Regions from separate parts of the Homo sapiens genome. Here region 1 is linked to region 2. Evidence: read pairs that join two places in POLR2A ChIA-PET (ENCODE). Cell type or tissue: B cell. All regions are shown on one strand. Links, peaks and the distances in the headings refer to the core of each region. The heading gives the core; the rest is flanking DNA.

Region 1 (6,159 bases), core at 2,365-4,864, 85 kb after region 2:
AAGCCAGAAGCGGGAAGGTAGGGAGGGGTGAGGTGGAAGGGAGGGTGGAGGGGCAAGTGGAGTGAAGCAGAAAAGCAGGCTGAGGCCCAAGGTGGGGACGCTGGGGACCCGGAACAGCCAGGGGCCATGCGTGCAAAGGCCCAGTCAGGTCCCAGCATCCCACCCATTGCCTGGGCCTGAGCCAGACACACCCGGAGTGAGGAGGCCCCCTGGGTGGGCCTGCCCTCCCTGGTAGTGGGGCCGGCTGTACTGGGTGGAGGTCAGAGAGCTGCACATTCAAGTCAGGGGCCCCAGCTGGGGAGTGCTTCTCAGCTCCCCCCGTTCATGGGCCGTGGGGCTGAGGGGCTCCTCCCTGCCGGGCCTGAGCTCTTGCGTGACTCGAGCCTCGGAGAGGCCCCTGGACAAGAAGGGACATGCTGGGAGGGGGATGGGACTCCAGCCATGCAGGGAGGTGTCCAGGAGATAGCCTGTGGGGATGACAGGGTTGCTGGGCCGCTCTGGAACCAGCACTGAGGCCAGCGGACAGACGGACAGCAGGGCAGGGTGGGGCAGGAGCAGAGGAGGCAGGGCCGCAGGACAGCTTTTGCCGCTTGGCTGTGTGCTCGCTCCCCGAAATTGCTCAGCCTCCCACCCGACCTCGCCCTCCTCCCTGGCCGGCCTTCCCACCCGGAGGGGCTCCTCAGCCACGCACTGCGTCCAGCAAAACCACTAAGTCAGGGAGGCCAGGGCGGGCAGCCCATTCATCGTCCTCACCGCGCTGTTCCTTCCGGGCCCTTGGCTGGAACGCTCAGGATGCCCCACCGCTCACTCCCGGTGCACATGTGCCCCAAGGCATCCGGAACGGGTGACCTCAGGCCCACCTGCAAAACCAAGAGCGCTGGCGGGCTCTCTGTGGTGTGCAGGGGGCTCCCAGGCAACCGAGGTATCTGCCAGCGAGGAGGACTCAAGGACCAGTGCACCCCAGGCCAGGCACTGGCAAGGCAGGACCCCCACCCCCGGGCCCAGGCCTGCTGGCCTTAGCCAAGTGCAGGGGACAGCGCTGGGTCAGACTTGGAGGGCCGAGGGCATCGTGTGTCAACGGCCTTGCTGCCACCTAAGGCCCAGAGCAGGGACTGAAGGGACAGGATGGGCGGGTGCCACTAGGCCAGCGGCAGACCCCCCTCCTGGGCCCCAGCTGGGCCAGGCCAGCCAGGTCCACCCCAGGGTCTAGGAGCAGAGTGTATCCTAAAGGAAGCCACCCCTTATTAGGGTGGCCAGGGCAGGCCAGGCAGACCCCAGAGGTGGCCAGGGAGAGGTAGCAGGGGGGTCCCAGAGGGGCCCAGTCTCAGGACAGCAGCCATGTGGCAGTCAGAGGGCAAGCCCCAGGGAGGTCAGGGATGAGTGCGCCTGGGCTCCTGGCCTGTGGGTGGGGGCTGTGGTGGACATTCCGGACTCAGGCGGGGGCTCCTGGGGCTGAGACCAGCAAGGAGTTAGACATCACGTTGCCGGCAGAGGCTCCTGAGGCCTGAGGGCTGTAGTCATTCCATGAACTGCTGGGTTCCACCCAGTAACACAGCCTTTACAGGCAGGGGTCAGGCTCCGGGAAGCACGAAGCAAAGGGGCTGCACCCACCCCGGCTGCAACGCCCTCTTGGTGGAGAGGGTCTCAGATGCCAAGGTTGGCCCTGCCAGACCCAAGAGGACAGACCGGGGGGACAGATGAGACCCAGTGCCCTTAGCCCCCCACCTTGCCCCGCGAGGTCCCCGTGTCCCTCCTATTCTCCACTAGGTCTTCCAGGCAGGAGCTCCACTGGGCACCCAGCCCCTTCCACCCCCTCCCCAGGCATTGATTCACCGGCCCCAGCTTGGGGCACTTGTAGGGCCCCGCAGGCACACCCTGGAGAAGAGAGTGTCCGAGTGAGAGGGGTGGGCCCCTTGCCCGCCACAGGCCCCTTGCCCACTGCTCCCCCGCAGCCGCACTGGCTTTTCTCTTGCATGTGTGCTTGTGCCTTTTGCCACCTGGAAGACACCGCAGAGGAGGACGCGGAAGGTAAGGGCCCGTCCCTGCCGCCGGAGGTGCAGGACCCTGGCTCTAGCCGACGCGAGGGAAAGAGGACAGGCTGGGGTCTCTCGCTGCCCTGCCTCCTCCTCCCTCTGTCCTCTTTCTCTTCCCCTGGCACGGGGGCCTCGGAGGGCCAGGCCTTGCTGCTCCGCACGGTGCCGCTGGGGTCGAGCTGCCAGGGCCTCGCGGGTGCCACCGCTCCAAGTTTCTGCCACACAGCGGAGGGGGAGTAAGCGGGACCAGCCAGCAGTGCCAGAGCCCGGGCCGGGCACGCCCCCCTCCCCTTTCTCCCAAGCCCCTTTCCTCCCAATCTTCTTCCCGAGCCCCTGTCCTCTTTGCTCCGTCTCCTCCCTTCCCAGCCTTCAAGGACGCGGCCTGTCTCGCTCCTATTTCTTCCCTACCTCTTCCTCACCCTTCCTCCTGGCCCCAGGCCCTGAGCTCTTCCCCTCCAACCCTGCCAGGGGCTTTTGCAGGCCTAGAGCAGAAACAGGACCCTCTTGTTTCTGGGGGTTGGGGGTACTCCCAGCTGAAAAGGACGGTGGCCTTCAGTGAAGGGGAACCCAGGGCCGCAGGCCGCCCAGTCTCACCCAGGCTGTCTCTCTCCCTCTCCCCACGCTGGTGTCCCTCTCCCTACGCTGGTGCTGTGTGGACCAGAGGAGAAACCGAGACCCAAGTGAGTGTGGGGTCCTGGCAGGCCCGCTGCTGAGTGTGTTCTGGGGTGGGGGTGGTCAAGTGAGTGTGGGGTCCTGGCAGGCCCAGTGCCGAGTGTGTTCTGGGGTGGCGGTGGCCAAGTGAGTGTGGGGTCCTGGCAGGCCCAGCGCCTCGTGTGTTCCGTGGTGGAGGCGGAGGAGAGGGCCAGGGCCAGATGCCTGGAGCCTGCATTCGGAGGGACGCTCAGAGCGCAGGGTGGGAGGGATGAGGGTCACCTGGGAGATGGGCTTGGGAGGCCCAGCAGGGTGTGATTTTGCCCAGGGTCATCCAGTGCAGACAAGGAGGGCTTCCTGTAGGAGGAGGCTGCAGACGAGGAAGGAGGGAGGAGAGGTGGGTGGGAGAGAGTTGAGGAAGGAAGGCGGGGCAGCTGGTGCAGGGAGTCTGGCCACCGCAACACCCCACGGCCTTCGGGGGACCACACCAAGCCCCGCCATACTTCTAGGACTCCCAGAGTCCTAGATTGAAAAGCGACAGGAAAGTGAGTCCGGAAGTGGAGAAAGGTGGGGGACTCAGCCCAGAAACCCACTTCAGAATGACACCTTGACCGTGTCCAGAAGAGCTCACTGTGCAGGGGCCCCTGCTCCCCTTTGGGGCAGAATTCAGAGGAGCTTGTCCTCATCGCACCTGCTTGTGAGCACTTCGTGGGTTGGTTTTTTTAATGCAGCTCTTCTGACTTTTCTGCTTTTGATCGGTATTCACCAGCCACAGCACTCGCTACGTGATTCACCCTTTTATCTCTCGAGTGCTCTTGCCTGTGTGTTGCTCTGTGCGAAGTGGAATCTTAGAGCATCTTGACACACACTCACTGTTGGCTCCCACTTGGGGAGCATTGCAGATTCTCAGAAGAGTGAGAACATCTGAAGGGTACAGCCGGCGTATTCCCACCCTTTGCACTGTATTTTTCAGTGATTTTAAGTACAGTAATGCTGGATCATGAGATATTTTCTCATTTTAGAAAAATTGTTTGTGTTTTCATTATGAAAATAAGACACCTCATGAAAGAAAATTTGGAAAATATATAAAAGTCAAATGAAGAAAAAACGTCATCTATAATTCTCCCACCCAGCCAGCCAGACTGTGGAAAAGAGCAGAAAGAAATAAAAAGCCTTATTTCTTCCTTTTTTCCATGCATAGCGCTTGGAAAAAAAAGATTTAAAGTCGGCCTTGTTTTTCAAACATCATACCGTCTCTACGGCCTTGAATTCTGCTTTTTTTAAAATTTAGCACTATTCATAAGTATTTTTCCATGTTTTTACACAGTCTTCTTAAATATTTTGAATGGCCACATAATATTCCATCAATTGGACAAACCATAATTTTCCTAACCATTCCCCTATTGCAGGCTTTCCCCAATATTTTACTATCATAAATAACGCTGGTTGGAAAGCGTTTTCCATCTTTAGGGTTATTTCCGTAGGCCACATTCCCAGAACTGGAATTACTGGGTCAAAGAGTATGAATGTTCTTAAGGCTTTGACATCCACTGCCAAATTGCTTTCCACAAGGGCCTGGCCAACGCCGTCTCCTACGTGGGATGTGAGCGGGTCTGTGTCCCACACCCTCCTCACCCAGGGACAGGAACGTGCTTTTACATTGCAGCCTCTGATGGATGAGAAACGGCACCTCATGATTCTTTGGCTTTGCGCCCTAACAGTCACTCGGGGCCAGCGTTTCCCTGAGTTTGGGATGGGTCGTCTCTTCTCTGAGAACTCGTAGCTACGGCCATTGCTCATTTGTCTCCTGGTGGAGGAATCTCTGTGTTTTCTTAGTCATCAGTTTGCATAAGGATATAAGTCTTCTCTGTATTTGCTGAAAATTTTTTTTAGTCTTTTTTTTTTGCCTTTCCATTTTCCGTTTTTTTTTTTTTTTTCACATACATACGTTTTTCATTTGCGTGGTGTCATCTGGCCTTCTTTCCCTTAGAGGCACCTTCTGGTGCTCCTGAGCTTAGGAAACCCTTTCCTGCTCCAGTTTCTGATTGATATTTAGTTCCACTTTCTTCTATGGTTTGTTGGAAAAAATTGTTGTTGTTTTAACTCTTTGCTGCATCTGGAATGTATTGGTGAGAGGAGGGGACTGCACACCCAGCCGGAGAGGGGGCCTCATTTCCCCTTCAGATTGCTTTCTTCCCAGCCCCCTCTCCTCCTTCCTTTGGGCCCCCAGAGAGAAAGATGAAAGAGGGGCTGGGGAAAGGCACAGGCTCGCAGCAGCCATTCCTGCCCAGGGAGGCCACCGCCACCCACAGTGGCCATCGCTTCTCACCCGACATGGCTGCATTTGTTTATCTGTTTGAGGAGGAAACAGAGGTGCCCTCCCTGGTAGCTGGGGTGCAGTGACATTGCAATGGCCAGAAGCCAAAAGGCAGACGGTGGCGCTGGAAGCGGAAGCCTTCTTGAGGGGCTCAAGCCACTCTCAGGATGGTGGGCTACAAACCTCATAAGAATAAAGCTGGGGCAAACGTGTCACTAGGCGGGCATGCTTGGCTGGGGGCCAGAGCAGGAGGGCACCAGGGTTGGCAGGGGCCAGCGGGGAAAGCGCCAGGCTGACCCTCTGGGGTGGGTCTCCGGGTCTCTGCTCACGGGCCTCTCTGTCTCCTCTTCAGACTCACTGCTCCTAAGATCCCAGAAGGGGAGAAAGTGGACTTCGATGTAAGTTTACAGGACTCTGGTTAACATGTCCACGGTTTCCCCACACCCCAGCTTTTGGGCTCTAGGCCTCAGAAGGTCACTTCCTCCCAAGTAGCCAGAGCCGGGGCCTCCTGGGTCTGGGCAATTCTACCATAGCTTATTCCTGGGCCAGAGGAAACCCCTCTAAGAATAAGCATCTCTCTTCCCTTCTCCTCCATCTATCCTTCTATCCATCCATCCACCCACCCACGTAAGCTCCTACCCATTCACCTATCCATTCATACACCCACCCACACACCCATCCACTCAACCATCTATCCATCCATTCATCCACCCAACCACCCACCTACCCATCCATCCATCCATCCATCCATCCATCCTGCCTTACTTCCATCCATCCAACCAGCCACGTATCCACTCACCCATTCATCCATCCATCCACCCACCCAACCACCCATTCATACACTCACCTACCTATCCACTCACTCATCTCTCCACTCACCTACTCGCTCACCCACCCATCCACCCATCCATCCATCCATTCATACCACTCATTCATCTACTCATCCATCCATCGATCCATCTATCATCCACTCACTCACATAACCATCCACTCATCCACCCTCCCACCCACCCACCCATTCACCCATTCATCCTCCCATCCACCCACCCACCCACTCACCCACCATCCACGCATCCTCTACCATTAATCCACATAATCATTCCTCCACCCATCTACCTATCCATCCATTCATCCATCCATCCATTTCTCCAATCATCC
Region 2 (6,159 bases), core at 2,107-4,606:
CATGGTGCTGGGGGTTGGCCAGCCTGGTCTCTGGTCCTTACTGCCACCCTGAAAGGCAGGCTGTGTCACTCCTCACCATGCCAGGGGACCAAGAGACCTGTGCCCATCAGGCAGGGGCTAGGCCTGGCCCTGACCTGGCTCCAGTGTGGCTCCCAAGTCTCGTTTCCACTCAGCCCCAAGACCCAGCCCCATCTGGCCACCAAGGACAAGGCAGCTGACAGGTTCTGACAAGGCCGGTGACAGCAAGGCCACGTTATCAGCCCTGCTCTTTGAAGGCTGACAGAGCAGGCACGCCAAGGTCCCTGTGCTCAGATCTGCGCTGGGGAGGCTGCCAGCCTGCGCTGTGCCCTTGCCCCCGGGAGGTCCCATCGATTGATCTGCCGGAGGTGGACGTGCAGCGGCAGTTCCGCCTCGGGCTGCCTTGAGGGACTGACGTCAGTGGGCTCCCGGGACGGCCTTGGCTGTGTGCAGTCCCCTGCTTCCCGGGTACCCTACAGCCCTGGCACTCAGCTCTGACCTTTTCTGTAGCTGGAGCCCCACGCCAGTCCGAACCCCCCACCCGGGCCTTCTCCTTTAGCCTTCTGTAGGGGAAGGCACCGAGCAGGGCAGCTTGGGGCCAAGGGGGCACTGCCTGGTGGGTGCAGCTGTGGCAGAGGTGCATGGCACCCCATGCCAGAATGATGGGACCAGGCAAGGCCCAGGGTGTAGGAGGCCATGAGGCACAGAAGTGAGGCCCGAGACCTGGCCTGTCGGGGGGAAGCTGCCCAAGCCCAAGCCTCAGCTGAGACCTGAGGGAGGACAAGTGTGGAGGCAGAGGGTGCTGCAGGCTGGAGCACGTCCCATGCAGAGCCAGGCAGGCAACAGGCAGAGCGAGGGACAGGCGGCGGTGGGGCCTGGCCATGGACCCCTTGCAGGGGACATGGCACCTTTCCAGAGCCTGTGCCTACTGGGAAAGGGGGCGGGACCCAATCCCACAGGGCGTCAGGGGGGTGTGGCAGAGGAGTTGGGGCAGGCGCATCACACCTGGCTGCCAACCACAAGATTCAACTTGGCCGGGGCAGACACGCTGTGTGGGAAAATTATCTTTTTTATTTCAAAGCAAGGAAATGTTGAACACAAACACGAAATTCCAAAGAGTGACCCTCTGGGGTGAGTGGGGTGGGGGCAGAGCAGGGGCAGAATGGAGACAGGACCCCTACGCTGATGCAGGTTTGGGGGATGTTTTAATTCTTGGGCTGGATAGTAGATGCACGGGTGTTTGTTAAATTTCCAATAGATGAGTGAATGAGTAAATGAAGGAGTAAGTGAGAGGCCTGCGGAAAGCAAACCAGCAAATATCAAACCGGCGCCCCTCTGAGCCCGGCTCCGTCCCTCTCGGGTGATTCTGGTGTCCCTGCTGGAAGTGAGGCCTGCAGCCAGTACCCCATGGGGCTGTCCCCCAGCTCTGCATTCTAGAAAGGCCTCAGCAGGGTGGAGCACAGCGGAAGTCACCGCTGGGTTGGGGGGTGAGGAATGGAGACGTGGAAGGGGCCGGGTCCCCAGGACTTGTTGGCTGAGGGACATGAGGAAGGCAGGCACCTTGCTGGGGGCACGGGTGGGCAGAGACTGTTCTCCAGGGCAGGAGCCGTGAGAAAGTGGCCTTGGGAGGAGGTGAGGCACTCACTTTGGGGCTGCTGGGTTTGGGGGCCCTGTGGAAATTCCGAGGGGAGACCTGGCCCAGGCAGCTGGAGCAGGGGCTGGGCTGGAGATGTGGATGTGGGTGTCCTGGGTGGTGAGCCGATGGGCAGAGGTGCCTAAGGCCAGGGCGAGAGGAGACGAGGGGGAGGGTAGGGACAGCCAGGGCAGCCGGGGCAGGCACCATGAGCCCCAGGGGAGTCCCGGAAGAGGAGGGGGACAGGCCCAGGGCAGGGGTTGTGGGCAGCCCTGTGCGTGGCTCTGGAGGTCGGGGAGGACATGGCCTCTGAAGTCCCAGGTAACCCGTGCTGGGCTGTGGCCAGGAAGGGGTTGGGGAAGACTGGGCACAGCGGGCCAAGGAGGGAGGGGTGGGAGGAAGTGCACGGGGCACCCCTGGAAGTTGCGGCTGCTGGAGACAGAAGGCAGGGGTTCCTCGGGGGAGGCAGAGGTGGGTGCTTCTGCACACGCGGGTGTTTCCTGCTCTGCCGCTGAGCCACTGACATGCAGACACCCCAGTGTCCAGGAGCAAACCGGGCCCCAGGCTCTGCTCCCTAAAACCGTCCTCCCCTGAAGGACCCAGGGCTCCTCGGAAGAGAGGTTGACTGCAGGGTGGGGCAGGAAACGTGCAGGAAGAGCCTGACATGTCCTTTCTGCTAGGAGGCCGTGGTGACGCAGAGGGCCTGCCCTGTGCCCCCGCTGATGGGAGCGGCCATCAGGACACAGACCGGCAGACAAGATAACAAGCAGTGTCCGCGGTAAATGTGCTCAAGTTCATAGTTACACAAAACAACATCTGCATTCCAAGGAAACAGACCTTAAAATCTTCAGGAGGAAAGGAGGGAGACAGAGAGACAGAGAGACAGAGGCAGAGAGACAGAGACAGAGACAAACAGAGACAGAGAGACACAGAGACAGAGACACAGAGACAGAGACAGAGAGACAGAGACAGAGACACAGAGACAGAGACACAGAGAGACATGGAGACAGAGACAGACAGAGGGACACAGAGACAGAGACAGAGAGACACACAGAGAAAGACAGAGAGATGGAGAGACACAGAAACACATAGAGAGAAACACAAAGAGAGACAAAGAGGCAGAGAGAGGGCAAGAGACAGAGGGACACAGAGACACAGAGGCAGAGAGGCAGAGAGACAGAGACAGAGGCAGAGAGAGAGACAGAGACAGAGAGACAAGAGACATAAAGACAGACACAGAGGCACAGAGGCAGAGAGGCAGAGGCAGAGACAGAGAAGCAGAGAGACAAAGGCACAGAGGCAGAGAGACACAGACAGAGGCAGAGACAGAGAAGCAGAGAGACAAAGACACAGAGGCAGAGAGACACGGACAGAAGCAGAGAGAAAGAGACAGAGGCTCAGAGAAACAGAGAGGCTGAGAGGCGGAGAGGCAGGGGTCGAATGGCAAAGTGGACATGTGCCCTGGGTGAGGGGGGTACAGAGGCACCTTGTCAAATTCTTATTCTTGAAACTTCTCTGTGGGTTTGAAATGACTTCCCCCAAAGCTAAACTTTTCTTTGAACGTTAAAGCAATACAATTCGTAAGCGACAACAAAAACAGATGACATGAAAAATACCACAAGTTAACAGAGAGGACCTCACAGGGCTCAGGTGTGGGCAGAAAGGTGCCCCAGAGGGTGTGGGGGACTTCGGGGTGGTGGAGGAGGCTGAGGACTGTGTGTGTGCCCCTGGCTGAGGGCCGAGGGCGGGGCTGGGTGCCAGGCCCCCGGGGACACCTTGGTTAGGGTTAGGGTTAGGGTTAGGGCCAGGGATCCAAGGCTGGAAAGTTGCCTTTCAGGGACTGCAGGAGGGAGGCCCGGTGCCCTGGCCATGCTGGGCGCTGGGTGGAGCTAGGATGAGGCAGGTCACGGGGCTTCATTCTCTCCGCAGGGCTGGACTCAGAGGGGGCTTCCCCCTGACCTTCACCCCCTCACGCACTCGATCAAGGGGAAGCCAGGAGTGGGGTCCCAGAGGGGGACACAGAGTTCCCCCATGAATGTCCACCTGCTGGACCCCCTGTGTGGTCCTCAGGGGTTCCCTGGGCCTCCACCGAGGGGCCCCCGGATCAGGGCTGGGCTTCACCCTCTCTCTCCAGCTGCACCTCACCCCTGACCTGTGCAGCCCTGTGTCCTTTTTGTTCCCCTGGCACCGGCTGTGCCTGGGCCCAGACCCACCTTTGCAGGCCGGTGCCTGGCTCCAGCCATCCTTGGAAAGCTGAGTCCGGCGCTTGCCAGGGCCTCACCACCCCCACTCCTCCGGCTCCGGCTCTCCCCAGACAGCCCTGGAGCCCAGGGTTAGAGCTGCCTCTGTGGCTCAGCCCCCACTCCACCCCAGTGGGCTGCCCAGCCTTAGTTTACCCAGATGTACAATGAACATGGAGATGAGAGCGCCTGCCTCACTGGACCACCAGGTAGGCAGGGACCCAGCTGGCACCTCCTGCCTCCCTAAACTCCTCTCCTATGTGCCCCCCAGAGTCAGCCCGACTCTCCCCCAGCCCCAGCAAGGCCTGGCTCGGCGCCCTGGACCACCCAGCTGCTGAATATCACACCAGGACCACCAAGCCTGCCTCTGCCCCAGGCCTGGAAGCTTCTCCCCACTCTCCCTGTGGCCATCTCCTTCACACCCTTCAGTTCCAGCATGGTCACCTCCTCCGTGAAGCCCTCCGTGAGTCCCCCAGCCATCTCTGTGACTTCTCCTGGTTATTTTCCAGAATGACCATGGACTTGTTTTTTCATTTGTTCACTGTCCGTCTCTTCCTCTGGGAGGGAAAATCCACGAAGTCAGGGACCTGGAGTTATTTGCAGCTGTGTCAGTGCTGCTGGGGCGAGGCATACACCTGTGACGGGACCTCAGGACGGGGACACGGGTCTGCATGAGGATTGTCTAACAGTCCCTACAAGACGCTGGGGCCACCATGTACACTGGAGTCCTCTGGCAGCCAGTGTTCCCCGTTGTGCGGGGCTGGCCGTGACCACGCTGGAAACCCCCCGATCCCCTTGTTGCTCCTGCCCTCCTGCAAGCACCTCCGCCGCCTCGACAAGCACAGCCTGGCCCCAGGGCCTCTCCCTCCCCTGGCCCCAGTCACCCCTACCTCCTCACCACCCCCTGTCATCTCCCATTGCTCCCCCTCCTTGCCAAGCTGCTCCTGACTCCCTGTCCCCTCCTCGAGCCATCGGGAAGGCCTGCGTCCTGGCAGGCTCCAGTCTCTGCGGCTGCCCCTCCGGCAGGCCGCCGAGAATCAGCGCGGCATTGGGCCAGGCACGGTTTCCACGAGCTTCCTCCTTCTGATCCTCCCCTCCGCCCCCCCCACCAAGCTCCCCAAAATCTCTCACTCACACCCCAAATCACCTGGGCCCCCCACCTCAAACCAGAGGCCATCGGGGCAGAACCCAGCAATTGTCACCGCCCTCTCACGAAGCGTCCCGTGCCCCCCGGAGCACATGTCCACAGCGAGGCCCTTCACGGCTCTCAGATCAGCTCCCCGCCTGCAGGTCCCAGCCGGCCCTGCTGTCGCTGCAGGTTGAGCTTCTCATGAGTGAAGGCCCCGGTCACTCTGACGCCGCCAAATAGTGGAGACAACACCAAGCTCTAAAGATTTTCAAAGGGAGAGAGACAAAAAAAAATGAAGGCCAGGTGTGGTGGCTCACACCTTTAATCCCAGCACTTTGGGAGGCTGCGTGGGGAGCCTCGAGCTCAGGAGTTCGGGACCAGCCTGGGCAACAAAGTGTCTCTACAAAACAATATGAAAATTAACCGGGTGTGGTGGTGTATGTCTGTGGTCCCAGCTAGGGAGGTAGAGCTAGGCTGAGGCAAGAGGACTGCTTGAGCCCGGGAGGCAGAGGTTGCAGTCAGCCCAGATCACGCCTCTGCACTCCATCCTGGGCAGCAGAGCAAGACTCCATCTCAAAAAATAAAAGCTTTGAGAATTTAAAGAAAGAAAAAAAGAAGAAGAAGGCCAGGCTGATGACTCACGCCTGTAATCTCAGGATTTGGGAAGACCAAGGTGGGCGGATCACTTGAGGCCAGGAGTTTGAGACCAGCCTGGGCAACATAGCAAAACCCTATCTCTACAAATTAAAAAAAAAAAATAAAGTAAAAACTAAAAGCAAACAAAATAAATAGCCAAGCTCTCCGACCCAAGGCCTTTTGTGCCGACCGACGCCCATCTTCTCTGACCTGGCCCATGTCTCTTTGCGCCTGCTGGAGAGCTTCTTCCACTCTCAGCTGGCCCTGAACCCTGGGCTCCCCCAGTACTGCCTCCCCACCCCGCCTGGCCTGTCCGCTCTGCTAGGGGCAGCTGTCTGGTCACTGCCCTCTCCTGGCATCCCTCCGATCCACCCGGCCCCCTCGAAGCCTTCCCTGCCCCTTTCCTGTCTGTCTCTGTCCCCGTTGAGAGCTTCTCTTCCTCACTCTCTTCACTCCTGGGCCAGATTCCCAAGCTCACCAGTGGCCACGGCCAGTGGAAGGAA

What was found. ChIA-PET counts read pairs that join two places held together with the same protein. Peaks named below come from ENCODE experiments on the same cell type or tissue, not always from the same donor. Only the 100,000 strongest peaks of a DNase experiment are listed, where the experiment ranks them.
Region 1: POLR2A ChIA-PET joins it to region 2 with 13 read pairs; 9 of 35 experiments call an interaction of 5 or more read pairs at or near these places.

Annotation. Positions count from the first base shown.
Region 1 is chr11:1,927,116-1,933,274 of GRCh38, forward strand. TNNT3 (troponin T3, fast skeletal type) reads left to right here. Exons shown (of 16, transcript NM_006757.4): 7 at 2,005-2,028; 8 at 2,695-2,713; 9 at 5,354-5,399. Among named protein-coding and RNA genes, the nearest start is that of TNNT3, 10 kb to the left of the region's middle. In B cell, for the core only: no CTCF peak of the experiment used is centred there; no DNase peak of the experiment used is centred there.
Region 2 is chr11:1,842,402-1,848,560 of GRCh38, forward strand. It overlaps LOC107984299 (a long non-coding RNA gene), which reads left to right and starts at 1,936. Exons shown (of 3, transcript XR_001748095.2): 1 at 1,936-1,972; 2 at 2,332-2,429; 3 at 4,163-5,346. RefSeq lists an enhancer at 2,219-2,318. In B cell, for the core only: no CTCF peak of the experiment used is centred there; DNase peaks (open chromatin) are centred at 2,120, 3,367 and 4,605; H3K4me3 peaks cover 980 bases; H3K27ac peaks cover 932 bases.